2 separate regions of the Homo sapiens genome follow, and region 2 is linked to region 1. Evidence: read pairs that join two places in POLR2A ChIA-PET (ENCODE). Cell type or tissue: Panc1. All regions are shown on one strand. Links, peaks and the distances in the headings refer to the core of each region. The heading gives the core; the rest is flanking DNA.

What was found. Peaks named below come from ENCODE experiments on the same cell type or tissue, not always from the same donor. Only the 100,000 strongest peaks of a DNase experiment are listed, where the experiment ranks them.
Region 2: POLR2A ChIA-PET joins it to region 1 with 5 read pairs; 2 of 35 experiments call an interaction of 5 or more read pairs at or near these places.

Annotation. Positions count from the first base shown.
Region 1 is chr13:50,408,968-50,414,230 of GRCh38, forward strand. All of the region lies in intron 3 of DLEU1 (deleted in lymphocytic leukemia 1), which reads left to right. Among named protein-coding and RNA genes, the nearest start is that of DLEU1-AS1, 120 kb to the right of the region's middle. In Panc1, for the core only: no CTCF peak of the experiment used is centred there; a DNase peak (open chromatin) is centred at 2,546; H3K27ac peaks cover 3,705 bases.
Region 2 is chr13:50,810,025-50,815,531 of GRCh38, forward strand. The region is part of intron 2 of DLEU7-AS1 (DLEU7 antisense RNA 1); the gene reads left to right. It also overlaps a transcript of DLEU7 not described here and the pseudogene RNA5SP28. Among named protein-coding and RNA genes, the nearest start is that of DLEU7-AS1, 4.9 kb to the left of the region's middle. In Panc1, for the core only: no CTCF peak of the experiment used is centred there; no DNase peak of the experiment used is centred there.

The DNA of each region.
Region 1 (5,263 bases), core at 264-5,263:
TAGTTCCCATGAAATGTAATGTTCTCTTCCTAAAATGTTTGGCCAAGTTGGGGAAGGTGGGCATGGCAGTGTGAGCCTGTAGCCAGGTTCCAAGGTTCGCTTGAGGTTAGGAGGTTGAGACTAGCCTGGGCAATATGGCAAGACTCTGTATCCACAAAAAAAAAAAAAAAAATTAAAAATTAAATGTTTGGTCTTCTACAACCTGGCTTTCCACTTCTCATTCCCAATCATGCTCTGGGACCACCTCTTTCCTGTGCTGAGGAAGGCTAAGGAAGCACTGTGTTCTTTGAACACAGTGCTCAATCCATCCTGCATTGATGCCTTTGCTATGACAGTTTCCTCTGGTCTCTTCCTCCTCTGAGTCTAGCTTGAGGGCCACTTCCGAACAGCTGCAGAGTTGAGCTGCTCCTCGGTACACTTCACTGTTGAACCAACCTGGGCCACAGGTGTTGCAGTGAGGTTGTCTTCAGAGCCTCACCCTACAGGAAGAAAGTCTGTGAAGTTTCTGGCCCTGGCACAAAGCTGCAGAATCTTGGTGAATCAAACAACTTCTCCAAGCCTCAAAGAAGGCACTTTAAAAATTGTGAAGCACTAACTGAAGGAGAGGAGAGTGTCAAGGATTCCATCCTCCACTTACTAGTAGCTGTCTTATTCATTTGGGACTGCCGACCCCCAGATAGCCTTCATCCCTGGAAATGTGCCTCAGATGCATGTCTCTTCACATGCTTGGGCCTTCCAGAATGTACCAAAAGCCAGGGTTAAACAACGTCAGCTGGATGAACACATTTCAGTGGCAAAGGCTGTTGGAAACTACCACTGTGTTACATTTCACTTTAAACTCCTCACCTTGAAGTGAAGCTAAGTCAGGCCAGAGAATTGAATGGATTTGCCCTTGGCCACAGTATGAGGTGGTGGAGTAAGCGGAAGGAGAATGTGGTATGTGTTGCAGGCTGTCAGTATTTGCCAGACTATGGTCTTTTAAAAAATATATACATACATTGCACAAAGAGTTTGGCATTATAAAAAGAATCTTTTAAGTACCACAGTCTTTTATCCAGAACATTATTAAGAACTTTTTATTAAAAATTAAGATGCCTCAGAAACCATATAAAATTTTAACAGGCTCTACCTTTCCACTTCGCCTTTTCCAGGGCACCTCAGGAGAGGTGGTAGAATTCTCAAACATTTGGAGAGCTCTGCGAGGAACATTCTACTTTGCCAATTTGTCCCTGTATTGGCCCAGGACAGCCATTTACCACCTTGTTTTTGGTTATTTCAGCTGCTGCTAGGCGTTCTCCTTCAAACACACCTGGATTGCTGTGAGGACACTGCCCCACAGGCGGAACACAATGTGTTTCTCAGAGCTGCGGACTGTGGGCTGTAGGCTCCCACAGCCCTGTGTGTGTGAGCCCGTTGGCGCTCACCAAGCTCTTCTGAAGTTCTCTGGTTTCCTCTGACTTCTCTTCTGGATGGGAACTTAGGTACGGGACCAGTCCCATATATATTCATCAGTGCAGGTCCCTTTGTTCAACTCAAATGAGCACCACATGGGGTTCCTTCTTTCTGTGGGCCTCAATCCCTTCTGTGCTTGTCTTTTAAACTAATCTGCTCACATGGGGAGAGTCTTAAAATTTTTCCTGAATGTACCTCTTTTTATCTTCAAGAGACCCTTTGCCATTCTAGGGTGCTGTAATTTGACAAATAAATCCTTGTCCCACTTTCCCCTTCCCTGGTTTCTCACCTAGATCCTGGCCTTTCGTTCACCTGCCGTCTTTCAGAGTGGAGAGTACTCACCCTTCAGTCTCCTATTCACTGCAGTAACCCAAATTCCCTTCTCTTGGGTGGTCTCCTTTATCACTTTCGTATTTCTCTAATTCTAATAGCAAGACTTCAGGCCCAGCTTGAGAAAGCATGCATTTTCCTCCTTCATGTTCGTACAGTCCATTGGACATCCTTACCATCAGCTCTTGTTGGTTGAAAGATCTGAAAACTTTCAACTGGCCATTTCCTGAGGTTCTCTTTTTTGTTCATGGAGAAGCAACTGGAGCCCTTCAGTCTGGGCACAGTCAGGAATTTTCTGGATTGCTGCCATTATTCTTTTATTCAGTAAACATTTGCTGAGTCCCTTCCATATAAAAGTCAGTATCCCAGGGGCTGGGGATACAAGAACATGACCAAGGCCCTGCCTAAAGGGGCTTGCAGGCTGGTGCGGGAGACACAGTGACACATGTTGCCTTCTATTGGATACCAGTGCAATAGGTTGGAGTGGGAGCAGGATGTATGGGATGCTCTGCCCCATGCCAGAGGATGGACCACCTCATTCAGCAAGGGAAGGGGTGTCAGGGAAAGCTGTCACCAAAAAGCCCTAGTTGAACTGAGCTGCGAATCACAATGAGTCATTCGCCAGGCAAAGTCAGCCAGGGCATTCCTGGTGGAGGCAGCCACACAGGCAAAGGTTCAGAAGTGTGCAAGGGGGTTGACTATGTCCATTCTTTTTATGAATGTTGTCAAAGCTTCAGTAATCTTGCCCCTGTGCGTTTCTTGTCTGCCCTGCAGGCAGAATGAACTGTGAGTGGGTTATCAGGAAAGGTCAAAGACTGCATGGCTGGTGTGAGGGGCTGTGGGGCTGGGCCAGGGAAGCGGGAGGGAAGGGTGAGTCACTTGAAAGTTTTGTGTGCTGAGACATGGCTCTTAAAGGAGTTCTGGGGTTTTTGCAGAGGAGAAAGTGCTTAAAGGCAGATTATGCAGCCAACAGTGAGCCAGTAAATGGTTTCACTGGGGCCTATATTGGGACATTTTGGCAGCCTTCTTTATTGGGTTTGGGGCTCTCTGGCTATCAGATACCTTTCTGTTCTCTCCTTGTGAATGCCCGTGAGGGGTTTAGGGTAAAAATGTGGAGCTTTTAAGCATCTTAATGTGATTTCAATTGCATTTTAATTTTTAATAAAATGTTGAATAAAGTTCTGCTCAAAGAGCCACAGGGATGAGAAGATTCTACTTAATAGGGAGCGTAGTATTTTCATACTGGGAGATAGATGGGTTTAACAAGACCCTGGTACATCTCTTTCAAGTAAGTGCAATAAATGGTTCTGTTGGAATGGGAAAGAAGGGAGGTGCATACATACATGCATATATCTTATTTTTCTGTATAGCCAGTAATTCCACTCTTTGGAAGTAACCGCCGAGCTTTTGGCATCTTTGACTAATACCCTCCTCATATGATAGCTACACTGCTCCAAAGACGGTACAGACATCTGAGCCAAACATTTTTTCTGTTTTGTTTGCAAGAAATGGAACTGACAGATATACCTGTCTGTTTTGTTTCCAAGAAAATGTCTTGTTAGAAATGTGTGAAAATGTATTATATGACAGTTGCTGAAAATGTTTCAGATGCAGCAATAAACTGATTGTGGTTTTTGGACCAGATGTGCACCATGTTTAGAATTTATTGTACTTCTCTGTATTCTAGCCCAGTGCTTAAGTAAATAGAGAGAAGTGCTTTGCTTTTCAGTGAGACTTCTTATGTGGGTGAATGGCATTTTCCTCCATTTCATGATGGGAAATTATAGGAATCATGCAAATTGGAAATAGTCACTCACCTCACACCCATTGTGTAGCGGAGAAGACTCAAACTAAGGGCCTGTTGTCTTTGTCCTGACTCCTGAGGTTAAGGAGAAGACTTAGCCTGCAAACGTCTATAGCTTAACTGTGCCGCATTTTCTGACTCACTTAGAAACTAAAGAAATGCACTTAATGTCGATTGTAGTATTTTAAATCCCTGCCTTTTGATCTGATGCATTGTAGAACCTAGTCAGAACTCGATTAGTTAAAAAGGCAGGAGACTTTTTCATGCATACCCCTGTGGGACTCCAGGCAGCCTTTGCCAAAGGTGTTAGACATTTGTTTTTCTATGTGTGCTCAGTAAAATAGGCTTCTAAGCATAGAAATGATCTGCGTGTTGTGATTGATCTGCTTTTTTACGCTATCTCATGTTCCATTTCACTTCTAGAGGCACATTGATTTGAATAGTTAAAGATTTGTCTCATTTCCTTGCCAAGGAGGATTATGTTTCCAGCTTTTTGTTAATTCTGGGCATTTCAACCACTGCTTCTGATAACATCCTGCTTTACTGTGCTAGGCATTCCTTGGACCCAGGACTGGGGTAAGACATGGTCCTGCTGTCAGGGAAGCAGTAAGATAGTTCATGAAGGGCATGAAGTCCAGGTGCTTCACACGGGAGACCTCGTTTAATGCTCATAGAAACGTTAGATTTTGCAAGGGGTGAGGGTGTTAATTTCTTTATTTAAAACAAAATAAAACTGAGCATCTTGTAGCTCAGAGATGAGGATCCAGAACTAATAGCTGCTTGACTACAGAGCTCATGCCCTCCCTCCAGCTCACTGCTTGACTGGTTGCATAGTCAAGACATAACAATGAACATAAGGCTAGAAATTTTTGGAATAAAGGCTAACATAGGCACTAGAGCATTAAAATACATTGTGTGTTAGAGAAGGGTCATTGTGTACATGTAGTCAGTGAAGGAAGGCTTTATGGAGGAGAACTGAGCTGTGTTTGGAAGCCTGAAGATGAGGATAGAAATCACAGGCATGAAGCCACCAAGGAGGACAAGCTTGCAGGGTTGACAACTACACCAGATTGCCAGGGGGCCGACCTGGAGAGTCGGGGAGAGGGGAATAGGAAAGAAGGGGAAGGTGGAGGGCAGGCTGTTTAGAGCTCCATGAGAAACTCTGTGTGTGTGTGTGTGTGTGTGTGTGTGTGTGTGTGTCACATGTATGTCAGAGGAGGGTTTACAATGTGGAGGAAACATACCATTTAACTAAAAATCAAAATGTTTGGGGGATATACGATGCTGAAATTTCCCATTGTAGCCAGAAAAAGTGGTGTTTTAATAATGAGAATGTCATGTTTCTTTTCCTATGAGGGAATAAAATAAGTCAGCCTCTTTGCTGAGTTGGAAGTGGCTGAGTTGTTGGCAAAGTGAACGAATTCCCTTTGAGTCTCCGTGATAAAAGGAGGCAACAGGGGAGGGGAGATGGGGCAGGTAGAGGAGGACCAGTGTGCAGACCACCACAGCCCCACCGTTTGTCTGATTATCTGAAAGTGCTTGGAAACTAGGAAGCAGATAAAAACTTATTAAAGAAAAGAAAATCCAGAGAAAAAACCTGGGGAGCCCAGGGAGCATGCAGGGCGGCTCTAAACTGGGATTTGGGATGGGGTTATCTTTTTTCCCAGAGTACAGCTT
Region 2 (5,507 bases), core at 281-5,280, 400 kb after region 1:
CTTTTTTTTTTTTAACCTAACCCATTTTCTGCTTCATATTTTAAGAGGACATTACATTCAGACCATTGATACGTCTGTGGATGTTGGGGAAAGAGAGGAAACTATAGTGATGAGTCCTCTACCATCCTCATTCTCTATACTTTCCGGAAAAGAAATTCTGGAAAAAAAAAAAAAAAAAGCTAAAAAGCTAAATTCTCTTAAGAATTTCAGTGGTTGTAGGCATTCACTCCTGAAGCTATTTTTCCCCCAGGTTTGGGATTTGGCCCAGCCTTACAGAAATGTTTTCCAGACTTTAAATTTCATGGAGAGTTAAAATTGGTTTTAAACCCAATACAGAGTTTCCATCTTTTAATTTTACAAAGAAAGGTCATCTAAACAAAACAATATGTTTCTACCATCTATTATTACCTTTGCTTTCTATAAGATATGAATGTTTTAATACCAAAAGGGAAAGGCAAGAAAAGCAAGGATAAAAGCCTCAAAATAAAGGATAAAGCCCAATCCTTCTCATTTAGCTATTGAAAGTTGAAGACTATATCAGTAAGTGGCCCTGGTCCACAGACGGGCATTTGGAAATCACCGCATTAGGGGAAAGGCCACCGGGAATGTCTTGTGCCAAGGGCTGTAGAACACAGAGGTGTTTTGTTGTGTGTGGTTCATGCAGAGCTGTCATACCCATAGCTGTTCATCATACCCGTATCTCAGCAATCTATAAGTGTTGTTAAAGGGGCCTTGGGAGGAATTCAACTGTTGTGAATTTTTTAGTTTATTTTAAAGTTTGGCAAAATTTATATTATACATCCCTGGATTCTTAAATCTTTAAAGCCCAGTGGAATTTCAAAGAGCTTAATGATGTTTTCCTTTTAATGATCTTGACCCCAGAAATTCATTTTTAAAAGTAGTGTTACAGAGATAGAAAGTGTTCTGAACATTTTCAGGATAACCTGTGGTACCAGTGAACATACACAGACTTCCTAGGGGTTCCATGCAGGAAAGTGTGTATGTGTGTGCTTGTATGGGTATGCATGTGTGTGCCTGCATCTGTTTGCATGTGTGTGCATGCGTGGCAGCTGGAAGCACCTACCAGGGAGAGCCCTACTTTTGCTTGTCAGGGCCCCAGAAAACTGCAACTTATTGCTCTGACTTAAATTGGCAAACTATAAAGGTCACTTTTGGTCCTTTTTAGAAAACATCTAACCAGAAAAGGGAAGTGCAAATTAGAACAGTTTAGGCAGAAACTGAAAGTTAAGAACCGAGGGAAGGCCTTTAGAAAGAGAAGTAACCAGAGAGGTGAGAGGAAGAACACCAAGAAGAAGGAGTGCTCATATATGCCAGACTTCTTACAAGGAGTCCTCAGGCCTCCAGCAATCCATGGCTTTACTGAGAGCTTTCTCCTCTATATAGCACTCCTATCTATTAAATAGACATGCGTAAAATTGGCTAAAACCTCCTGTCCCAGAAAGGATTGTGATGATGGGCATTTCTGAGAGGGAAGTCTGCTCACCTGTGAAACGTTCCTGGCAGAACTTCTGTGGCTCAGTCCAGGAAGAAAATGGACCCATCAAATGGGTTTAGCATTGAGGCTCCCTTCCTAGCCATTGCCAGCCTTCCAGCACTAGCCACATGGCCTGCGGATGCTAAGTAGGAAAGCCTAGCTGCCCCAACAACCTGATGTGTTTTAGCTTTAGGGCCTTACAGAGGGAAGCCTGGATCAGGAGTTAGAAGAACTGGACTTGTCTTCATATTTAAATGCCTGTAAGATGTCTGGGCATGGTGGCTCATGCCTGTAATCACATCACTTCGGGAGGCCAAGGCAGGCGGATCACTTGAGGTCAGGAGTTAGAGACCAGCCTGGCCAACATGGCGAAACCCCATCTCTACTAAAAATACAAAAAATCAGCTGGGCATGGTGGCAGACTCCTATAATCCCAGCTACTCCAGAGGCTGAGGTAGGAGAATCACTTGAACCCAGGAGGCAGCAGCTGCAGTGAGCCAAGATCATACCATTGCACTCCAGCCTGGGTGACAGAGCGAGATTCCATCTCAAAAAAAAAAAAAAAAAAAATCTGTAAGATGAAGAAAGTTGGTGAATATCAGTGGGGTGTTTTGTTTTATTTTATTCACTGATTTACGGTATTTTTTTCAGTAGCAGAACCTATTTTCAATAGAAATGCGATTTGAAAATCAATATAAATGCATAAATATAGAAGCAGCTTGATGGTGTGTAGAAGGGGCTGCAGGAGTGGACACTGGATCTCAGACCTGAGGGGCCCCCGTGGACACTGCTGATCCCAACTGCTCTGAGAAACTCCTCTTGAGACCTCCGGCGAAGATGCATTTCGGGTTTGACTGACATTCTTCCAGCCCTCACATCTGCTGACTCAGGGCTAGTGCTACAGAAATCCCACTTGGGTGTGCACATGTGGTTAACATTTTCAAAGGGGAGTTTTAGTCTGTATGTAGGGTAAAGGCAAGAAAGGCCATGACAAGATCAACAGTTTACTCAAAACTAAGCCCAAGAAAAGCAGTTATAAAGGTCCTGTCTCCATGCATCTGAGGTGTAGCACAGCCCCTACCACAGTTATGTCTGCAGAGGGGCATAAACTTCAGTCTATAAAAACAAACAGCTTTACATCAATCACAATTAGGATTCAGGGTGTTACTTGTTGATATATGTGAATAGTTACATATAGCTATATATGTATAAATAGTTACATATAGCTATATACGTATAAATCCAGTTATACATATGTATGTATATGTATAAGTCTTCTCAGTAAAGCCATAGGTAAATAAATATTTAAAGTAATGGAGGAAATTCTTAACATGAAAGTAGCAAAGACTGTAGAATGACAGAAAAAAACCTCTAAAAATTAAAACTTCTGCTTAAGGTTTGATTTGAGCTGTTGCCTTTGAAAACCCAAATGGTCCGAAAAGATAAAACACCAAATAAATTTCTTTTAAGCCCACAGCACCCGTTATTCCCACGTGATCCCTTATTCAGATACTAACCAGGCCCGCCCCAGCTTAGCTTTCAAGATCAGATGGAACCAGACACGTTCAAGGTGGTATGGCGGTAGACTAAGATTTTTCTGACTAATGCATGGATACCAGAACTCTTTGGTGTCTAGTTTGAGAGCTGTGTCATATGAAATATATACTTACATTGATCTATGTGAGTTTCACTAAAATGCTGTAAGCTTCAGGAAGGATGACTGAGAGTTTAAATTTCCTTCCTTACATCACTAAAAAACTCTGTAATTTGTTTGAGACTTTTTATATCCAATATATATACACTTAGATAACTGATAGAGGTCTTTGCTTTAAACATCGAAGTGATAACCCTGGAATTATATGGTAAAATAAACAAGTGCTATGTGTTATGGCTCAGCTTAGGAAATACCATGCATTATTTTTCAATAGTTCTGTTTTCCACAGTGTATTTATTTCTTATAAATTATACAAATTTCCCTCTGATTAGATTGAAATAGAGATTCTAGGAGATTTTTTCCATAAAAGCATTATTATCTACTTTAAAAATAAAGAGCAAATGTCATTTTTTGATCTTTGAAATAATTAACTCATTTATATTAAGGAGACTGAGCTTCCGTATTTCATGGCTAGAATAACAAAAAAGAAATCACAAAAATGGCATTTTAAGCAATATATATATTTTAAATTGGATCAAATTCAACATGGTAATTTTTAAATTAGTGAGGGATTACCAATCTCACCTGATAGATCAAATAAGCAGTATATTTTAGTCTGAACTCCAGAAAAATGCATTAGAAACGTGAAAGGCTGGTTCTGTGTCTATTTGAGTGAAGTCATTGTCACCACTACAATATTTTAAGGGATCTCTTGTGAAGTGAAAATGTGGGAAATAACTTAAAAGTCAGACCCACACTTGGAAATATTCAGCTCATGCCATTTGTGATATGGGTTTGGGAAAGAGAAGTCCACATATAGACGTTCATTCTGTCAGACCAAGGTGAGAGAATGCTTGCTTTCACTTCAACCACTTAGATGAAGATTTTGATAATAGTCATTTTTTAATATAGAGCTTACCAACTTCATGGCATTATTCAGGTATGAACATTGCCAACAGATTTCACAAAAACAGTTTTATTTAGGAAATGAACTTTGGAAAGAAGAAAGTGAAAAAAATAGAAGTTGACTCCATGATTCCTTAGCTCTCCTCTACAAGGTAATCCAGTCTCAGTCCGGAAGCCAGAATCAATGCTGATAAAATGCTGAGCAACCCAGACGAATCATCTATCCACCCATCCATCCATCCATCCATCCATCTATCCATTCACCCAGGCAGCCAGCCAGCCAGCCGTCCACTCACTCACTCATATTTTTAGAGGAACTAAAGAGTCTAGTTCCTGTGACTAAGTTGAGTTTTAGTTTATTTATATAAATTATGTTGTTTCAACAACAAACTAATAATAATGAACAATAATACCTAGCATATTGATAGTTTGGATAGTTACAATCCAATTGTAAGTAATGATTACATGTCTAACATTAGACAAAGAAACAAAAAGAACATAAAGAACCCAATTGGGCCAACCAACATGGCTGTGGGGAATCAAGGTTCTGTATCTTGATTGTGGTGGTAGTTATACAAATCTATACACTACATAGAACTACACACACACACACACACACACACACACTCGCATGAAAACTGATGAAAACAGTTTTCATCAGTTTTTACATGTATTCATGTGAGTGTGTGTGTGTGTGTGTGTGTGTGTAGTTCTATGCAATTTAATCCTGTGTATGTACTGTACCAATCCAGTTAACAGTACTGTACCAATGTAAGTTTCCTGGTTTTGCTATTGTACTACAGTCATACAAGTTATCGTCATTTGGGTTGGGTGAAGAATTCATCAGACTCCATGTACTAGATTTTGCCACTATGAATCTATAATCTGTGAATAATTTATGAACAGAATCTATAAATCTATAATTCTATTTAAATAAAAGGTAAAAAATGGAGATATAGTTATCTAGACAAATATTAAAGTGTCTGAGTTATTTATTTGGCAAACTGTTTTTCACTTGTGACACAGGTTTGCTAAGAGTCTCCCTCTTTTTCCCCCGCCAAGAACTCATTTTATTTGTTATCAACAGTGTTTAAAACCTGTAGCTAAAAGACATCTTGGAAATTGTAATGTAATGATAATTAATGCATAGAAGTCCATTTGGGAGCATGTTAGATACGTAATCATTACTTACAATTGCACGTCATTCTGAAATTTCTCACTTCTTTGAATAACCATTGTCGACAGAAAAATCTCTACACTCAAAGATCTTTTAAACCTATATATCAGTCTACTGAAATGAGGGGAAGGAAATGAGAGGGAACAGCTGTAAATCATGTGTTTATTGATACAAAAAATTACACACACATATACGCACACATACAGAGCCTTACTGAGTTTATTGGATTTCTTATCAATTCTTTTTCAATTGTTTCTATACTGACTAGATCAACT